Linked DNA regions of Homo sapiens: region 1 is linked to region 2. A link is an interaction called in ENCODE POLR2A ChIA-PET data of the cell type or tissue named here. Cell type or tissue: PC-3. All regions are shown on one strand. Links, peaks and the distances in the headings refer to the core of each region. The heading gives the core; the rest is flanking DNA.

What was found. Peaks named below come from ENCODE experiments on the same cell type or tissue, not always from the same donor. Only the 100,000 strongest peaks of a DNase experiment are listed, where the experiment ranks them.
Region 1: POLR2A ChIA-PET joins it to region 2 with 7 read pairs; 3 of 35 experiments call an interaction of 5 or more read pairs at or near these places.

The regions. Positions count from the first base shown.
Region 1 is chr1:81,279,122-81,283,521 of GRCh38, reverse strand. LOC107985018 (a long non-coding RNA gene) reads left to right here. Exons shown (of 4, transcript XR_001738115.2): 2 at 4,251-4,400. Among named protein-coding and RNA genes, the nearest start is that of ADGRL2, 520 kb to the left of the region's middle. In PC-3, for the core only: no CTCF peak of the experiment used is centred there; no DNase peak of the experiment used is centred there.
Region 2 is chr1:81,177,532-81,181,931 of GRCh38, reverse strand. LOC105378813 (a long non-coding RNA gene) reads left to right here and starts at 4,085. Exons shown (of 2, transcript XR_947531.2): 1 at 4,085-4,185. In PC-3, for the core only: no CTCF peak of the experiment used is centred there; a DNase peak (open chromatin) is centred at 2,501; H3K27ac peaks cover 722 bases.

The sequences.
Region 1 (4,400 bases), core at 79-4,078, 100 kb before region 2:
TTGTGATTCCTGTGCCTTAGGGGGATCACTTAAGGCCAGGAGTTCAAGACCAGCCTGGAAAACCTAACAAGACCCTGTCTCTAAACAAAACAAAACAGAAAAAAAAAATTAAGAAATTAAAAAAAAAAATAAAAACAAAAACTAAAACTACGTCTGAATATGTAGTTTGAGAAAAGCTAGCCAGTTATTTTCCTAAATCTCGATACACAGTGTAAAAATGAGGCATGATAAGTAACATTTGATAATGACCCAGCTTTATAACAACTGAAAATTCCTCCTAAATTTTTGCCTGATTTTCATGAACATCAACCAGTTAGCAGTCAATTATTGAGTGCCTTTGCTAGCACATGCTAATACTAGGTGCTTCCTTCTGAAGCACGTTTGTTGAACAAAGTAATCATTTAGGTTATGATGGTATTTTTACCTGCCTCAAATAAACTGTCAACAGAAGGAAGCCCACCACCGTAGCATAAATACCTAACAATGTCCTGTATTGAGAATGGCCTGTCACTATCACAGCTAATCATGGAGGTGGGGATTTACCACATACAAAGCGCTTTTGTACTGACTTCTTAATTTGTTCTTTACAATAACCCTGAGGTAGCTTTTTCTGTTATCTTTTGTTTTAAAGATGGGGAAACTGAGGCCAAGTGGTTTTTTGAAGATAGCTAATTGGACAGGATTTGAACTTATATAACCTCATGCCAAAACACAAACTCTTTAACAAGAAGTTAAAAAATACTAAAATGAAATAACAAATATTGGTGCATGAACACATAGAATAAATATGTTTACCCATATATAAAACCGAGTATAAAATGAACCAATCCTGACAGAAAATTCATGATGAGGCTAGGAAAGAGAGTGCTTGTGATCCTTTCTGGCTTCAGTGTTATCTGTTCAAGGAACTTGACAGAAAAGCCCTGTGCAGTAATTACTTCTCTTGTTTTCTAATAGCACAGTGAGGTGGCTTAGTTATAAACGTCTTGAGATGACTCAAATGCAGTCCTCTGATCATTGGTGATGGATGGGGTCAGATAGCAAACAAGACAGAGTTTGGCTTCAACACTAATATTTACTATCCAAATTCATCATTCGTATAGAAGTACCTCTGTATCCTGTCTTAAATCTCAGAATCTCAAGTTCCTCATGTTGTCTTCCAGAAGGCCAACCCCTTTGGAGTCTCACTAGGCTCTGTCCTGCAATCCAAATGCCTGAAATACTTTGATCCTTTTATCACCTCAAGAAAGCAGCCCCTTGGTGCAATCCCAGAAAGATCTTTGGAGGAAAGCAAGCTCATGAAAAAATTCAGGCCACTAGTTGAGTGACTGTTAATTTTTATTCTTTACTTTCATATTGAAGGAGACTCTCCTCTTCATTCATTAGTTCATCCATTCTTTTGCTCAATAACTATTTATTTAGCAGCCAATTATGCGCCAGGCATTGTGCTAATTTCTGTAGGTAAAGTAGTGAACAGGGGAGACCTGGATCTTGACTTCGTGAACTTTTATTCTAGCAGTGGAAGCCTATTAAATAACTACTTTTGTGACAAATTAAATATAATTGTAATTAATGTGATGATAGACAAGTACAAGGTGTTATGAACATGTATAATCTTCCTGAGTCTGGGGGTTTAGAGAAGGTTTCTTGAAGAAATGATTTGTAAGCTGAGATTTGAAGATGAATAGAAATTTGTAAGATAAAACAGTTATTGATTACACAATGAGAAAGTACAGAAATAGACTTAGTAAGAAACTTGAAGATAAATTGCACACAAAGTCTGAACCCAAGGAATTTTAAATATAAAAGGAAAGATTAGATTTATCTATAAATGTAGTTGAAGATGGTATTATGAGAAAAGTATAACAAAGTTTTATGGGAATTCAGAGGGAAAATGAAGATATTTTCAGCTTGGAAGTACAAAGGTGGAATTTGATGTAGGCTTTAAGTGATAGTGTAGTGGATACTGTGTTGTACCACACAAATCTCCCTTTGAAGTACTCTCTTTGAGTATGATTGAGATATTCATTCTCTGAGATCCCATGAGCATAAGATGGTTAAGGGCTCCATAACGGCTTTTTTGACGTAAAGGAACATGCCACCTCCAAGTTTATGCCACCCCCCAGAGGTAGCCCTCATCCAGTGAGTAGTTAATGTGGTAATACAAAGATCTGGCCCTTGGTCTTTATTTAGGTTACCTCCGAAGGATCATCTCAGCTTCAGAGGTTCCAATGGGATGAGCTAAGGCTACACTCACAATGATATCACATTTTAATTTCCTCCAATCCTTCTCCCTCCCCTTGCTTTACTCAGAGTTGTTCCTAACAGCACTGCCCAATAAACCTCTGCACACAAATCTCAATCTCAGTATCTGTTTACTGGGAGAGCCCAACTTGAACTAGTTGGTACTGGGAGTGGTGTTAGGAGGAAGACCATAAAATAGAATTTTGGAGCTGGACAAATCAGCTGACTATAACCATCACTGTTAGTGGTTGGAGTGTGGCTAGCTCTTGACATGCCATAGCAAGGCAATGATAAAACTTCCACCAGTGGGGAATTGGACTTAGAATAGGATGCTGATGGAAGGAATGTACTGCTGGGAGCAGTGTCTCAGGTGTTTGAGATGTTTGAGGAAAATTGTAATTATAAGAGTCACGGTGTGCCAGGTGTAGTGGCTCATGCCTGTAATCCCAGCACTTGGGGAGGCCAAGGTGGGAGGATCACTTGAGGTCAGGAGTTTGAGACCAGCCTGGGCAACATGTTGAAACCCCCTCTCTACCAAAAAAATACAAAAATTAGCTGGACATGGTGGTGCCCACCTGTAATCCCAACTACTCAGGAGGCTGAGGTGGGAGAATCGCTTGACCTTAGGAGGTGATTAGAGCTGAGATTGCACCATCGTATTACAGCCTAGGTGACAGAGTGAGACCCTGTCTCAAAAAAAAAAAGTCATGTCATTGGATGGCTATTGCTGAGGGGGAACCTATATACACTGGAGAAAGTCAATGGAAGGCTGAGATTAATTACCAATTACAAGCTACGTGTGAAAGCCAGAGGACCTACTGGATAACATAGAAAGGATTTTTGTCTTCTATGGTTGGAAAGCAGATGTCAACCCAGTGCTTAATCATCTGCATAACAAATCTCCAGAGGAAGTTGCATTTTCCATCTTAGCAAGCCTGCCACGTCCAGGTGAGAAATGGGTTAAGCACATCTAAGTTTATGTGTTAAAATTCTCAAATCTTTAGATACTCTGAATTTGCTGCGATTGCAGAAGTGGCCTACCCTTCCTGGTTAAAGGCTACTGCTTAAAGATGATGCAGAGGTCTCTGTTTTGCCAGAGAACATACAGAACATCTGTATTTACTATTAAATACAGAACATCTGTATTTAATCCTACCTTCCCTCCTCATAACCAGATGACAAAATAGGTTAAATCACAACAAGAAATCAGGCAGATAAGTGCCAAACCTACTAAGAGGGGGAAATAACTGTGCCCTACCAACAGTTGGAATAGGAGGATCCCAAGATAATAGGCACTTTGGAAGCAAGGTAAGATGTGATGAAGGCGAGTTTGGAGTGACAACCAGGATGCAGGGAAATGTTGATCTGCTGAGAGCAATGGAGATAATTAATAGAATATCTTATTTCTAGGTAAATGGGGAACCATCAAGTGTATTGCTTGTCTATATAGCTTTTTAAAATACAGGAGGCCAAGGGTGACGGCCTTAAATAAATAATATTCGTATTTCTATAACTGAGACTATTTTCATATCTGAAATCATTATTGACTAAAGAATAAGTTCCAAGACTTAAGACCTTGCAACATTACAGCAAGAAAATACACCAACTGTTAACCCTCATTCTTCCTGCTAAGGTACTTCTGGGCCATTCTAAATTGGGAAAAGGGGATCGCTCAGACATTTTTGAGGACTGTTGGATACAGGGTTTCAGTTGATCTTGATATGAAGGGTAGAGCATTAGAGTGGACATGTATACAGTCCAAGAAGAGACATATTTGGTATCTGGTAAAATCCTTACATTGGTTTCTTCACCCAACGAGAAAGAGCTATCTCAGGGAAAGCCGAGCAGCAGCCTTCGAAAGTGCTCCCCTCAAAATTCAGTCAAGATAGTTAATCAAGAACAATACTTCATCCAGAAAAAAAAATGACAGATGTTAGTACCATTATTAAATACTGGAAGGATGCAGGAAAGATGGTCCCCATAATATCTCCTGTTTAATTCACCAGCCTATAGAAACACAGACGGTGCCTAGATGATTACAGCCGACTTCTGCTGACTCAACCAACGAGTAGCACCAGTTGAAGCTGTAATGCCGAACATGCTGTCTTCGCTTAAAAGATTAATGAGGCTTCAAGCACATGGTTACCACTGAGTTG
Region 2 (4,400 bases), core at 104-4,103:
GCCTTAACGCTCTTCAATTCTATGAATGCTGAGAGAGGTAAAGAAGCTGCAAATGGAAAGTTTAAAACTAGCAGAGTTTGCTTCACGAGATTTAAGGAAAGAAACTGTCTTTCTAACATAAAAGTGCAAGGTAAAGCAGCAAGTGTTGATGTCTCCCTCAACTTCTCCAAGGTGAACTGTAGCAAGTTCTGTAGAAGATCTAGCAAAGATAATTGATGAAGGTGGCTACAATAAAAAACGGATCTTCGATGTAGACAAAACAGTATTGTATTAGAAGAAGACGCCAGCTAGTTCTTTCATGGGTAGCATGGAGAAGTCAATGCCAGGCTTCATAGAACAGGTTGACTCTCGCTCTCTGTTAGGGGCTAATTCAACTGGTGACTTTAAGTTGAAGCTAATGATCATTTGTCATTCTGAAATCCCAAGGCTCTTAAGAACACGCTAAATCCTGTCTGCCTGTGCTCCTGTATTCTATAAATGGAACAACAGAGCCTAGATGACAGCACATCTGTTTACAGCATGGTTTGCTGAATGTTTTAAGCCCACTGTTGAGACCTACAAATCAGAAAAAAGATTTTTTTTTTCAAAGTGTTACTGGTCAATGAAAAGGCACCTAGTCATAAAAGACCTCTGATCTAGATGTACAAGGAATTAATGTTATTTTCATGTCTGCTAACATGATATCTATTTTGCAGTTCATAGATCAGGAGTAATTTTGACTTTCAAGTCTTATTATCTAAGAAATATGTTTCGTAAGGCTATAGCTGTTGTAGATGGTAATTCCTCTGTTGGATTTGGGCAAAAGAAATTAAAAACATTATGGAAAGGATTTCCCATTCTAGATGTCATTGAGAACATTTGTGATTTATGGAAGTAAAAAAACAACACTAACAAGAATTTGGAATAAGTTAAGGCTAGCCCTCATAAATGACTTTGAGGGGGTTCAAGACTTTAGTGAAGGTAGTAACTGCAGATATGGTAGTAACAAGCAAGAGAACTAGAGTTAGAAGTGGAGCCTGAAGAGGTGACTGAATTGCTATAATCTCATGATAAAACTTGAATGGATGAGTAGTTGCTTCTTATGGATAAGCAAAGGAAGTAGTTTCTAAAGATAAAACCTACTCCTGATGGAGATATTGTGAACATTGTAGAAATTACAATAAAGAACTTAGAATGTTATATAAACTTAGTTGATGAAACAGCAACAAAGTTTGAGAGGATTTATTCCAATTTTGAAAAAAGTTATACTGTGAATAAAATGTTACCAAACAGCACTGCATGTTGAGACTCTCTTTTGTGAAAGGAAGAGTCACTTCATATGACAAACTTCACTTTTGTCTTATTTTAAGAAATTGAAAAGCCACCTCAGCCTTCAAAAGCCATCACTCTGATCAATCAACAGCTATCAACATCAAGGCAAGACCTTCTACCAGCAAAAGGCTGAGCTGAAGGCTCAGGTGATTATTAGCATTTTTGAGCAATAAAATGTGCTAAATTAAGGTATATACATTTTTTAGACACAATGCTATTGCACACTTAATAGATTACAGTATAGTTTAAACATAGCTTATATGTACTGAGAAACCAAAAGAAGATGTGACTTTCTTTATTGCAATATTTGCTATATTGCAGTGGTCTGGAACCAACCCCACAATATCTCTTAGGTATGCTTGCATATAATTCACAAAAGAAAATAGAAGTAGCTAATTACTCTGTAAATAAATGTCCATACTTACTAATAATCAGAGAAACTCAAATCAAAATAGCAAATGCAAAGCCAAGTATCAGCTATAAAATTGGTGCACTATATTTTAAAATTATAATCAGAATTTTTTAAGCTAGAGATTTTTAATTTTAATTTCTTTTCTTCCAACTTTTATTTTAGAATCTGGGGGTACATGTGCAGGTTTGTTACATGGGTAACTTGTGTGTCACTGGGGTTTGGTGTACAAATGATTTCATCACCCAGTTTGTGAGCATGGTACCTGAAGGTAGTTTTTTGATCCTCACTCTCCTCCTACCTTCCACCTTCAAGTAAGTCCTCGTGTTTATGATTCCCCTGTTTGTATCCATGTGTATTCAATGTTTAGCACCCTCTTGCCTCATTTAAGTCCTTGCTGTTGATGGGCATCTAGGTTGAATCCATGATTTGGTTATTGTGAAAAGGGCTGTGACAAACTTACACGTGCATGAGTTTCTACAGCAGAATAATTTATATTCCCTTGGGTATATAAGCAGTAATGGGTTTGTTGCATCAAATGACAGTTCTGTTTAAGTTCTTTGAGAAATCTCCAAACTTAAGCTAGAGGTTTTTTATTTTGTGATTAATAAAAGGTCAAATTTGCTATCACACTATCCCATACTCTATGCCACCATTTACCAGAAGAAAGGGTTTTATATCAGACTGAGTCATTAGGCAGAAATAGCAAAGACACGTTCATATCATTCTTAACATCTTGTGTTAGTCATGCCTCCACCCTGACCTTTGTACATGTTTACCTCATAGGCAAAGTGCTATTACTACACATGTAATAGACTATGGTGTAGTGTAAACACAACTTCAATATGCACTGGGAAACCAAAACAATTGTGTTACTCACTTTACTGTGATATTCAGTTTATTGCAGTGGTTTGAAACCAAACCCACATTATCTCTGAGGTATGCCTTTATCTGAAATCCTTATATTTTCCATCTCACTTCTGCTTTTCCCCAAAATATACACTCTATTATATCAAGAATCCTCATTTCCCATAGTGAGAGGTGACAGCGTGCTGGCAGTCCTCACAGCCCTCACTTGCTCTCGGCACCTCCCCTGCCTGGGCTCCCACTTTGGCAGCATTTGAGGAGCCCTTCAGCCCCCCACTGCACTGTGGGAGCCCCTTTCTGGGCTGGCCAAGGCTGGAGCCCACTCCCTCAGCTTGCAGGGAGGTGTGGAGGGAGAGGCGCGAGCGGGAACCGGGGCTGCGTGCCGAGCTTGCGGGCCAGCTGGAGTTCCGGGTGGGCGTGGGCTTGGCGGGCCCCGCACTCAGAGCAGCCAGCCAGCCAGCCCTGCTGGCCCTGGGCAATGAGGGACTTAGCACCCGGGCCAGTGGCTGCGGAGGGTGTACTGGGTCCCCCAGCAGTGCCGGCCCACCAGCGCTGTGCTCGATTTCTCGCCGGGCCTTAGCTGCCTTCCCGCGGGGCAGGGCTCGGGACCTGCAGCCCGCCATGCCTGAGCCTCCCACCCACTCCATGGGCTCCTGTGCGGCCCAAGCCTCCCTGACGAGCACCACCCCCTGCTCCACGGCGCCCAGTCCCATTGACCACCCAAGGGCTGAGGAATGTGAGTGCACGGTGCAGGACTGGCAGGCAGCTCCACCTGCAGCCCCGGTGCCGGATCCACTAGGTGAAGCCAGCTGGGCACCTGAGTCTGGTGGGGACGTGGAGAGTCTTTATGTCTAGCTCAGGGATTGTAAATACACCAATCAGCACCCTGTGTTTAGCTCAAGGTTTGTGAATGCACCAGTCGACACTCTGTATCTAGCTGCTCTGCTGGGGCCTTGGAGAACCTGTGTGTTGAAACTCTGTATCTAACTAATCTGATGGGGACGTGGAGAACCTTTGTATCTAGCTCAGGGATTGTAAACGCACCCATCAGCGCCCTGAAAAAACAGGCCACTCGGCTCTACCAATCAGCAGGATGTGGGTGGGGCCAGATAAGAGAATAAAAGCAGGCTGCCCGAGCCAGCATTGGCAATCCCCTCGGGTCCCCTTCCACACTGTGGAAGCTTTGTTCTTTCGCTCTTAGCAATAAATCTTGCTACTGCTCACTCTTTGGGTCCATGCTACTTTTATGAGCTGTAACACTCACCGCGAAGATCTGCAGCTTCACTCCTGAGCCCAGCGAGACCACGAGCCCACGGGGAGGAATGAACAAGTCCAGACGCGCTGCCTTAAGAGCTGTAACACTCACCGCGAAAGTCTGCAGCTTCACTCCTGAGCCAGCGAGACCACGAACCCACCAGAAGGAAGCAACTCCGAACACATCTGAACATCAGAAGGGACAGACTCCAGACGCGCCACCTTAAGAGCTGTAACACTCACCGCGAGGGTCTGCGGCTTCATTCTTGAAGTCAGTGAGAGCAAGAACCCACCAATTCCAGACACAATAGTATCCACAGTGTGTAAAACAGTGAAGGCATATGGTAAGAGCATAATATATATTGTATACTTCATACTCAATGAATGAGATTTGTAAGTCTGCACTTCTTTGCCTTGCTATTTCATGCAAGAAGCAATATGAAAAAGAAAGCCTAAAAAGAAGTTTGTTCTGCATAAGACTTTTGCCACCTTTTCAACAACCATGCAAAAAATGGATGGCAGGCCCTGTAGAACTGATCTTTTTAAGGCGCACTTACAA